Linked DNA regions of Homo sapiens: region 2 is linked to region 1. Evidence: chromatin contacts called from ENCODE POLR2A ChIA-PET data. All regions are on one chromosome and are shown on one strand. The core of a region is the stretch at or near the end of the contact, and the rest is flanking DNA. Distances in the headings are between cores, read along the strand shown.

What was found. ChIA-PET counts read pairs that join two places held with the same protein, here RNA polymerase II (POLR2A).
Region 2: POLR2A ChIA-PET joins it to region 1 with 42 read pairs in PC-9. The contact joins the promoter of SBK3 here to the promoter of UBE2S in region 1. POLR2A ChIA-PET finds 5 or more read pairs at or near these places in 5 of 52 experiments (A549, AG04449, H1 and 2 more).

What each region holds. Positions count from the first base shown.
Region 1 is chr19:55,404,479-55,409,068 of GRCh38, forward strand. It overlaps UBE2S (ubiquitin conjugating enzyme E2 S), which reads right to left and starts at 3,310. Exons shown (of 4, transcript NM_014501.3): 1 at 3,109-3,310; 2 at 2,337-2,484. The coding sequence starts at 3,111. It overlaps LOC105372462 (a long non-coding RNA gene), which reads left to right and starts at 3,667. Exons shown (of 3, transcript XR_936075.3): 1 at 3,667-4,590. RefSeq lists enhancers at 1-345, 2,773-3,286, 3,643-3,937, 3,959-4,068 and silencers at 2,939-3,408, 3,419-3,478, 3,489-3,538.
Region 2 is chr19:55,543,079-55,547,393 of GRCh38, forward strand. SBK3 (SH3 domain binding kinase family member 3) reads right to left here and starts at 2,465. Exons shown (of 4, transcript NM_001199824.2): 1 at 2,421-2,465; 2 at 1,721-1,871; 3 at 1,022-1,224. The coding sequence starts at 2,465. RefSeq lists an enhancer at 1,867-2,703 and a silencer at 4,225-4,315.

The DNA.
Region 1 (4,590 bases), core at 2,060-4,559:
CTGGAGTGGAGGGAGGGGTACAGGGTCAGGGCACTCAGGAGTCCCAAGGCACCTCAACACCCCAAAGTCCAGTCTCCACGGTCTGATTGTGATGCAGGTGGGTGCCCCGCCAACTCTGCCAACAGACTGGAGGATTCTTTTTTTCTTTTTTTGAAATAAGGTCTCTTGTGTCACCCAGGCTGGAGTGCAGTGGCACAATCTCAGTTCACTGCCGCCTGCAATTCCTGGGCTCAGGTGATCCCATCTCAGCCTGCCAAGTAGCTGGGATTACGGGCATGCCACCAGGTCTGGCTACTTTTTTATTTTAAGAGATAGGGTCTCACTATGTTGCCCAAGCTGGTCTTGCACTCCTAGGCTCAAGCAATTTGTTCACCTCAGCCTCCCAAAGTGCTGGGATTACAGGCGTGAACCACCATGCCCAGTCAGGCTGTAGAATTCTTAAGAGCAAGAGGCCAGGTGTGGTGGCTCACGCCTGTAATCCCAGCACTTTGGGAGGCTAAGGCGGGTGGATCACCTGAGGTCAGGAGTTCAAGACCAGCCAGACCAACATGGAGAAACCCCGTCTCTACTAAAAATACAATATTAGCCAGGCGTGGTGGTGCATGCCTGTAATCCCAGCTACTCGGAAGGCTGAGGCAGAAGAATCCCTTGAACCCGGGATGGGGAGGTTGCAGTGTGCGGAGATCGCGCCACTGCACTCCAGCCTGGGCAACAAGAGCGAAACTCTGTTTCCAAAAAAAAAAAAAAAAAGCCAAGCGCGGTGCCTCACACCTGTAATCCCAGCACTTTGGGAGGCTGAGGCGGGCGGATCACAAGGTCAGGAGTTCGAGACCAGCCTGGCCAACATGGTGAAACCCCATCTCTACTAAAAATACAAAAAATTAGCTGGGCATGGTGGTGCACGTCTGTAATCCCAGCTACTTGGGAGGCTGAGGCAGGAGAACTGCTTGAACCCAGGAGGCAGAGGTTGCAGTGAGCAGAGATTGTGCTATTGCACTCCAGCCTAGGCGACAGAGCAAGACTCCGTTTAGAGAGAGAAAAAAAAAAGAGCAAGAATGGCTGGGTTCCTAGGGGGCCACAGGACCTCCCCCAAAACCTCAGAGATGATGCCCATCTTGCAGCCCCCACCTGTGTCACTATCAAGCTCGTCTGCACCCTCCTGGATCCCCCGTCTCAGCCCAACTGACCACTCCAGTCACAGGCCCTTCCCAGGTGGCAGGGACCCAAGTACGCACTTTCCTATAAGATGCCCATTTATATGCCTTTCAGATCAAGGATCCAACTGTCTGTTAATTCCACAGCCTCCCAACCCAGTGAACGCCTCTCCCACTCACCCACTTGCTTGGGTCAAAATACTGTCCCTCCCCTAGCCCATCAGCAGCCTGAGCACCGGCCTGCTAGGTCCTCCCCTGAATCTCATCCCATCTCCAAGGCTAGCTTCCTGGCTGGCCTCTGGGTTCTTCCCCCTGCCAGGCCGGCTCTCCTCACTACAGTCAATAGGAACTTTGGAGGGATTTGTCACACCCCTGCTTTAAACCTTCCACCAGCTTCCTCTACAAACTCCTTGAAGAGGCCTAGAAGCCCTAAAAGAGCTTGGCAGCTTCATCATCAACTTTCTTCATGTGTTTTTACCAAGCGCCCAGCTCCACCTGCCCAAGGGCCTTTCTGGAGCCTTCCTATTGTCATGATCCCGCGCCCTCTGCAGCAAGGCATGAAGGACCTCAACTGTCACCGCTGCCAGGTCTTTCCTGACCACCTACCACCATCACCACCGTGGACTAGACCATTCCTTCACAGGCTCTGCTCAAATCCTGACTTTGTAGGAATTCTGGTGATAACAGAAATGTAGCCTGCATGAAACAGTATTCTAAATCACTCCGCAAATCATGTGACCCGCAAATCATTCATGACCCGTCTCCCCACGATCTGCATCTGGCTTGTTTCCTCATCCCTGACACTCACAGCAGGATGGAGTTTGAGATCACCTGGCCCACCCTCCCAGGCCCTTGCTGACACCATTCCCACCACCTGGAGCTCTCTTCCCATTCCTACTTAATTCCTACCCACCCTCAGGTCCAGGGAAGCCATGTCTGAAAGCCTTGCTTCAAATCTAGAGTACCGTCCCATGATATACTAACTCAATGACCAGATATTTCTCAACCCTTGTGGGAAAAGAGTACATAATTGTCATTTGTGGCGTCCTGCCCTGTCCACCAATGCATCCCAACACCTGACACGAGGCCAGCCTGTAATGGGTACTTCCCGCTAGGGTGATCTAGAGCAGGGTGATGGAGGATCTAAGCAGCAGCCCCTTCTCTTTTTCCTTCCAAACTCACCAGGGCCCTCGATGGTGACCTGGAGGTCGGTGAGGTCCTCCTCGTTGGGAAAGACCTTGATGCCATCGGGTGGGTCTGCGGTCAGTGTCGTCACCTCCTTGTACACCAGGCGGATGATGTGCGGGGGTAGGTTCTCCACGTTGGAGTTCTGGGCACGGATGGGAGAGCAGGGTGAGCGAGTGTTAAGAGCTGGGCTTCCCGCAGGGCCTAAAGATGCTGAGACTGCCCAAGTCTTGACTCAGTGGCCCCAGGCTGTCAATCACCCTTGAACTCCCAGACCCTCACCCAGGATGCTTCAGGCCATCAGCCCAGGCAGAGTTTCCAACAGAAATGGGGGCGGGTTCACGGGGGGGCTTGCAGATAACTCCACCCACCCCAGAACCCCCCCCCCAAAGCCCGCTCCTAACCCTGCTTGGTCCCCAGTGGTTCCACGTAGGCCAGAGATCTACTCTCTCCCCCTTCTCCACTAATTTTTGGTTAGAGCATCCTTGAAACCCCGGCTCAGGTCTGGAGATGGCGGCGGGGCGTCCTTGCTCCTGGTAACACCCATGGGCGGGCCGCAAAGCGCCCGGAGCCCTCGCCGCCAGGGAGACTGCGGGCCGCCCGAGCTCCTGCTCCGCCTGCGGGAAGGCCCTCGGGCCCATCCCGGGTCAGGGACCCCCAGGCTGGCCCTCAAACCCCTCAAGGCCGCCCGTCGGAGGCCCCTGAGACTCCACCTCCTCCCTCAGGGACACCCCCGACCACCTTCATGGGCCTCATCGCCCGTGCTCACCATGGCTGCGGCCGGCCGGGGGCGGGTCCCCCCGGCCCCCTTCCTGCGTTCTTCGGTCCGCCGGCCGGGGCGGGGGGCCCAACTGCTGCCGCTGCGGCCCTGGAGAGGCCCCGGCGGCCCCGCTCCGCTCCCCGCTGCCTCCGACGTCCGCCGCGCACAGCGTAGACCAACCCGCCGCCCCGGTGCCCGGCAGCACTGAGCCGGCCGCGCGCGCACCACTGCCTCTTTATAACCGCCCGCAGGCCACGCCCTCCGCGGCCCCTCAGCTCCGAGCCTCAACCGTGACGTCAGCGCGCACGTTCCTTGGTTTTCGACGCGCTCGCTCCCTTCCCCGCAAACTATGGTCAGAAGCGAGGGAAGTGGCGGAGAGGGCTGGGTAGCGGGCCGGCCAATGGGGGCCCGCGGGGGTCGGGAGGGTTCTCAAAGAACGGAGGGGCTGAAAAGGGGAAGAAGAGAGGAAGGGGGACGGGGAAGGCGACGCGGCCGCTGATTGGACCGTTTGAATGAGACGCCGCCACGGCCCGGCATACGCGCGGGCGCGCCCTGACGCTGAGGAAGTCGCGCACGCGACTAACGGTCTTCCTGGGGGCCGGAGCGTGGCGAGGGGAGGCGGGACTCGGGGTTTTAAACGCGTGATGGAAGGCGCTCGGGCCAATAGGGATGCGCTTTAGTGACTGGTGGGTCACGAGACTCGCATGGGCCAATGACTGATAGAGACCGGTCAGAGGGCGACCCAGTTTCGTGCAGATCAAACCGCTGCCAGCCAACGAAATCCGTTGATTTTTGTATATGCAAATGAAGTGTGCGCTGCCGCCCGCGCCCCCTCCTTTGAGCCGTGGTGGAGGTGGGCGCTGGAACTCCGACTACATTTTTCTATGAGGCGCCATTTTGTGCTGGAAATGCTCTTGGACCCACGTCCTGTATTGCTAAGGCTCAAAGATCAGTCAGAATGACCTTGAAGGCTTGGACAGCCTTGCACTCCGTGTGTGACCCCCACTCCTGCCAGGCTTCATCGAAGACGCCAGCCTCAGTTTCCTTATGTGACAAATGGGCACTGGGATCCGTTGTATTGCCAGGGAAAGAAGTCAGAGAGTGCCAAGACGGTTATTCACGGCATGGTTATGCCTATGACTGACCCATGGCCTCCAGCCACACCCGCCTTCTCTGGGACTCAGTTTCCCTCTCTAGGAAATGGACACATAGCTGCCTGGAAAAGGGACCATCTCCAGCCCTCAGTGTCAGTAAAAACGTCAGGCAATTGCTTGAGAACGGTGGCCAGAGCTCCCTGAGCAGGCCTTTTGGAGGGGCTTAGAGAGGAGGAGGGAATGCTGAAGTTGGCCTTCCTTTGCTCATCTGTGCAGTGCGGTCGCAGTGCCCTCTCGGTGTCTCTGCCAGTCTGTGCGTCCACAGCTCTTCTTAGTTTCTTGGCCTTTTTCAGCCATGGATGAGAGCATTAACATCTGGGCCTAATTTGGCCACAGG
Region 2 (4,315 bases), core at 1,215-3,714, 140 kb after region 1:
ACCAAACCTTTCATCCATCCATCCACTCACCTACCAAACCTTTCATCCATCCATCCATCCACCCACCAATCCTTTCATCCACCCATCCACCCACCCATCCATCCACCCACCCACCCATCCATCCATCCACCATCCATCCATCCACCCACCCATCCATCCACCCATGGATCCTTCCATCCACCCACCCACTCATCCATCCATCCATCCACTCACCCACCAATCCTTTCATCCATCCATCCATCCATCCATCCATCCACCCACCCACCCACCCATCCATCCACCCACCCATCCATCTACCAGTCCTTCCTTCCACCCATCTATTCACCCACCCATCTGTCCACTCACCCATCCTTCCATCCTTCTAATTCTCAATGAGACTCATTTCTCCACATGTACCTTCCTCATCCCCTTCCTTCTTTTATTCCTTCCATTTATCCCTAACTTTATCTCAAATCCAAAATCTATTCCTGAAACTATCCCTACCCCTAATCTCCAAACTCGAGAGACCCTAGAATATCATGGGTTCTGTCCTGACCTGGTCTCCTTTCTAGAAGAAACCCCATTATAGCCCATCTCCAACTCAGTCTATATACACATCCTCAACCGTCTCTGCTTCTCTCTGCAGCCCATTCATGCTTTTCTCCATACTCACGATGAATCTATAATCAACTCTAAACTCAACCCACCCAACTCCACCCATGCCCACACCCTAACCTCAGAGTCAACTAAAATCCCAACCCTGTCTCCCTCCCCACCCCCTTCATTGACTCCAGTCCATCCTCAATCCCACCCCCAGCTCCCTGCCTTTCCACGATTGTGTTTGGGTGATTGGATGGATTAGGGTTGAGGTCAGGCATGGAACCTCGTTGAGAATTAGAAAGGGGGAGGTCATGTGGGGGCTCAGGGTGGAGATGGATTGGGCGGGCCCTGATTTGGGGTCAGAGTTGGAGACAGAGACGGGGCTTGGGACAGAGTTGGACCTGGGATAAGCACTCCCAACCTTTGTCCCTCGTGGCCTCACCCTTTCCTGCAGCATCCCGCTGAGGTCCCCACAGGGCGCGTACTCCTGGGCGAAGGCAAAATAGCGGGGGGTCTGTAGGGGTCCTGCCAGGGTCTGCAGCAGGCCTGGGTGTGCAGAGACGCAGCGGCCCACACAGAACTCCCTCAGGAAGGTGCTTCTCAGGACCAAATCCCGACGCAGGAGCTTCAGAGCCACAGCTGGACCTGCCAGGGAGATGGGTCGGAGGGACACTCAGGCGGCTCCAGTCCTGCTGTGGGGCCTGAGGGAAGCCGTGTAAACTCTCTGAGCCTCACACTTCTCATGGGCAGCACGGGCTCCCCTGTCTGTGAAGTGTGGGTGGGAGGAGACCTTCTTTGAAGACCCTCCCTGCTCTGCCTCGGACTGCGGCGTGGGCTTGCACAGCCGCCTCACCCTCTCCGGGCCTCAGTTTCCCCTGGCATCAAGTAAGAGACACGGTGGTGACTTGGGTTCCAACTTGAGTTGCATACCTGTCCTGCTGTGGGACCGTAGGCAGTCCCTCGCCCTCTCTGGGGTGGGGCCTGTGTTTCTCAGAAGATCCCAGAGCTCTTAACTTTCAGAGTACCCCCACTGAGAAGGGTCCCCATCAGCTCCTCCTGGGAATGCCCCCTGTCTGGGTGGCTTCCGAGAATGCTTATTGTGGGGCAGTTGGGGAGGCTGCCCTTGGGTGGCTGAACTCACCCCCCTGGTGAGGCTGGGCAAGGAGCACGCGGCCGTAGGAGCCGGAGCCCAGCTTCCGGATGAGGTGGTACTGGTCCCGAAGGCTCCTCACCGGGGTCACCCTGCTGGTCGTCAGCTCCACCAGCCGTTGGAGGGCTGTGGCTGTGTCCTCCTACGGGAGAGGGGCAGGGTGAGGAGGGGGCGCGTCTGGGGTCCACTGAGAGTGGTGGGGGAGGAGGTCACGGCGCAGCCCCAGGATGGAGGGTGGGGCAGGGGACAGGGGTCACTGTCCCCAGAGAGGAGGATGAGTCACAGTGACTCACCCGGACTCGGGCCACCTGTTTTTGTGTCCTGGAGAGGTTAGGGGTCACTGCCACAGAGGCCCCGCCTGCCCCTGTCTGTGGGAGCAGGCCAGGAGCCCCCAGCCCCGAGTGGGGGTGCATCCTCAGCCCACACAGTCCCCCTGCCCACCCTGGTCTCTCTCTCCACCGTCCTCTTCCCCTGTGCATCCCGCTGTGTGTTTCTGAGTCCAATTCTCTGGGGGCCTTGGTCTCGCTGTGTGTCCTTGGATCTCTGTCATCCTCTCTCCCTGGGTCTGGGTCTCTGAGGTCTTTGCGTTTCCCTGTTTTCTGTTTCTCTTCCTCTCTCTCCCCGTGTTGCCTCCTGCCTCTCTCTCCTTCTTTTCTCTCTCTGTCTTCCTCCCCTGGCTCCCGTCTCTCACCTCTGGGTCCCCATCCTCAGGGGTCTCGGAGGCCCTGCGCTCCATCTCAGGGCTTCCTGATGTGGGGTGGCCCTTGGGCGGGACCCCCCCGTCAGGGCTCCCCAGAAAGCAACCAGCCCCCTGCACCCCACAGGTTCTCGCTGCGCAGAGCCAAGGGATGGAAGCTCGTCTGCAAGGTCAGCCTCAGTCGCCCCTTGTCTGTCCGGCTCTGTCTAGCTGGAGGAGTGTCTCTGCCTCTCTGTGCCCTCCTGCCACCCTCTGGGTGTATTCCCTGCTGTGCTTCCCAGGTGATAGCCCTTACTCCCCACACCCTCTCTTCCCCTCTCTTTAGCCAACCCCAGTCTCTCCTTCCTTCTACAGGAACACCTTTCTGTCAGCCTCTCTCTTGCTCCGTCTATCCTCTCTCTTTGTGCGTCTTTGTCTCCTTCTCTCCCCGTCTCTCTCTCTCCACCCTCCCTGTCTCTGTCTCGCACTTGGGTCTCTGGGGTGGGACTCCCCCTCCCTGTCCCGTCTCTGTGGGTCGCCGGCCCCTCTCCCCTGTCCGCACACTGTCTCCACTCTTTCTCCACCAACTCTGGGGGTGTCTCCACGCTCTGCTCCCTGCCTGCTCCCCTCTCTCTGTCTGTCTGTTTCCCGTCTCTCCCGGCCCCTCTGGGCATCTCCGTCCGCTCTCCCCAGTGTCTCTGCGTCTCTCTCCTCCTCTTTGTTCCTGACTCTCTCTCAAAGCCTTTGTCCCTCCCTTTCTCTGGGCCTGGGACAGGGGTGTGTGTGACAGCTCAGAGACAGAGACATCCTGTCCCCCCACACCCCTCCCTCACCCCCTCTGACCGCTGCCCCCTCCCTCTCCCTTCCAAACTTAGACCAGCTTGGACTCTGGGCTCCAGTCCCAGGACAGACGGGACAAAACATATTGTGAACCCCCAACAAGGCCCAGGCCTGAGGGCAGAGGAAAGGGTGGGACAGACCCCTCCACACACCTGAGCTGGGATGACTGGCCCAGAGCTGAGCACCTCTGTCTTGCCCCAGAGGCCAGGAGCGCTGGTGTCCAGGGACCAGGGAACAGTTCCCAAAGCCCTCCTCCTTCACACCAGGAGTGCTGGCCCCAGCTCCTCCTCCCTCACACCCAGGAGTCCAGGTCCCCAGTTCCTCCATCCTCAGACCCAGGAGTCTAGGCCCCAAGCCCCACCTCCCTCAGACCCAAGAGTCCAGGCCTCCAGCTCCTCCTCCCTCAGATCCAGGAGTCTAGGCCCCCAGCCCCTCCTCCCTCAGACCCAGGAGTCCAGGACCCCAGCCCTTCCTCCCTCAGACCCAGGAGTCCAGGCCTCCAGCCCCTCCTCCCTCACACCCAGGAGTCCAGGTCCCCAGTTCCTCCATCCTCAGACCCAGGAGTCCAGGCCCCAGCCCCTCCTCCCTCAGACCCAGGAGTCCAGGTCTCCAGCACCTCCTCCCTCACACCCAGGAGTCCAGGTCCCCAGTTTCTCCACCCTCAGACCCAGGAGTCCAGACTCCAGCTCCTCCTCCCTCAGACCCAGGAGTCCAGGCCCCAGCCCCTCCTCCCTCAGACCCAGGAGTCCAGGCTCCCAGCCCCTTCTCCCTCAGACCCAGGAGTACAGACTCCCAGCCTCTCCTTCCTCAGACCCAGGTCCCCAGCCCCTCCTCCCTCAGACCCAGGAGTCCAGGCCCAGCCCCTCCTCCTGCAGGACTCAGGAGCTGAAGTAGCTGTGGGAAGCGCCAGGGACAGAGGTGCTCTCATGTTCTCAGCACCTGTTCCGCGCCTAGCCCTGTGCGGGGCTTTACACTGGATCCTCCCAGCTGCCCAAAGGGTCAGTATTTATCCCCAGTTTACGGAGCAGGAAACTGAGGTTCCGAGAAACGATCGTGTTACACAAGGTCAG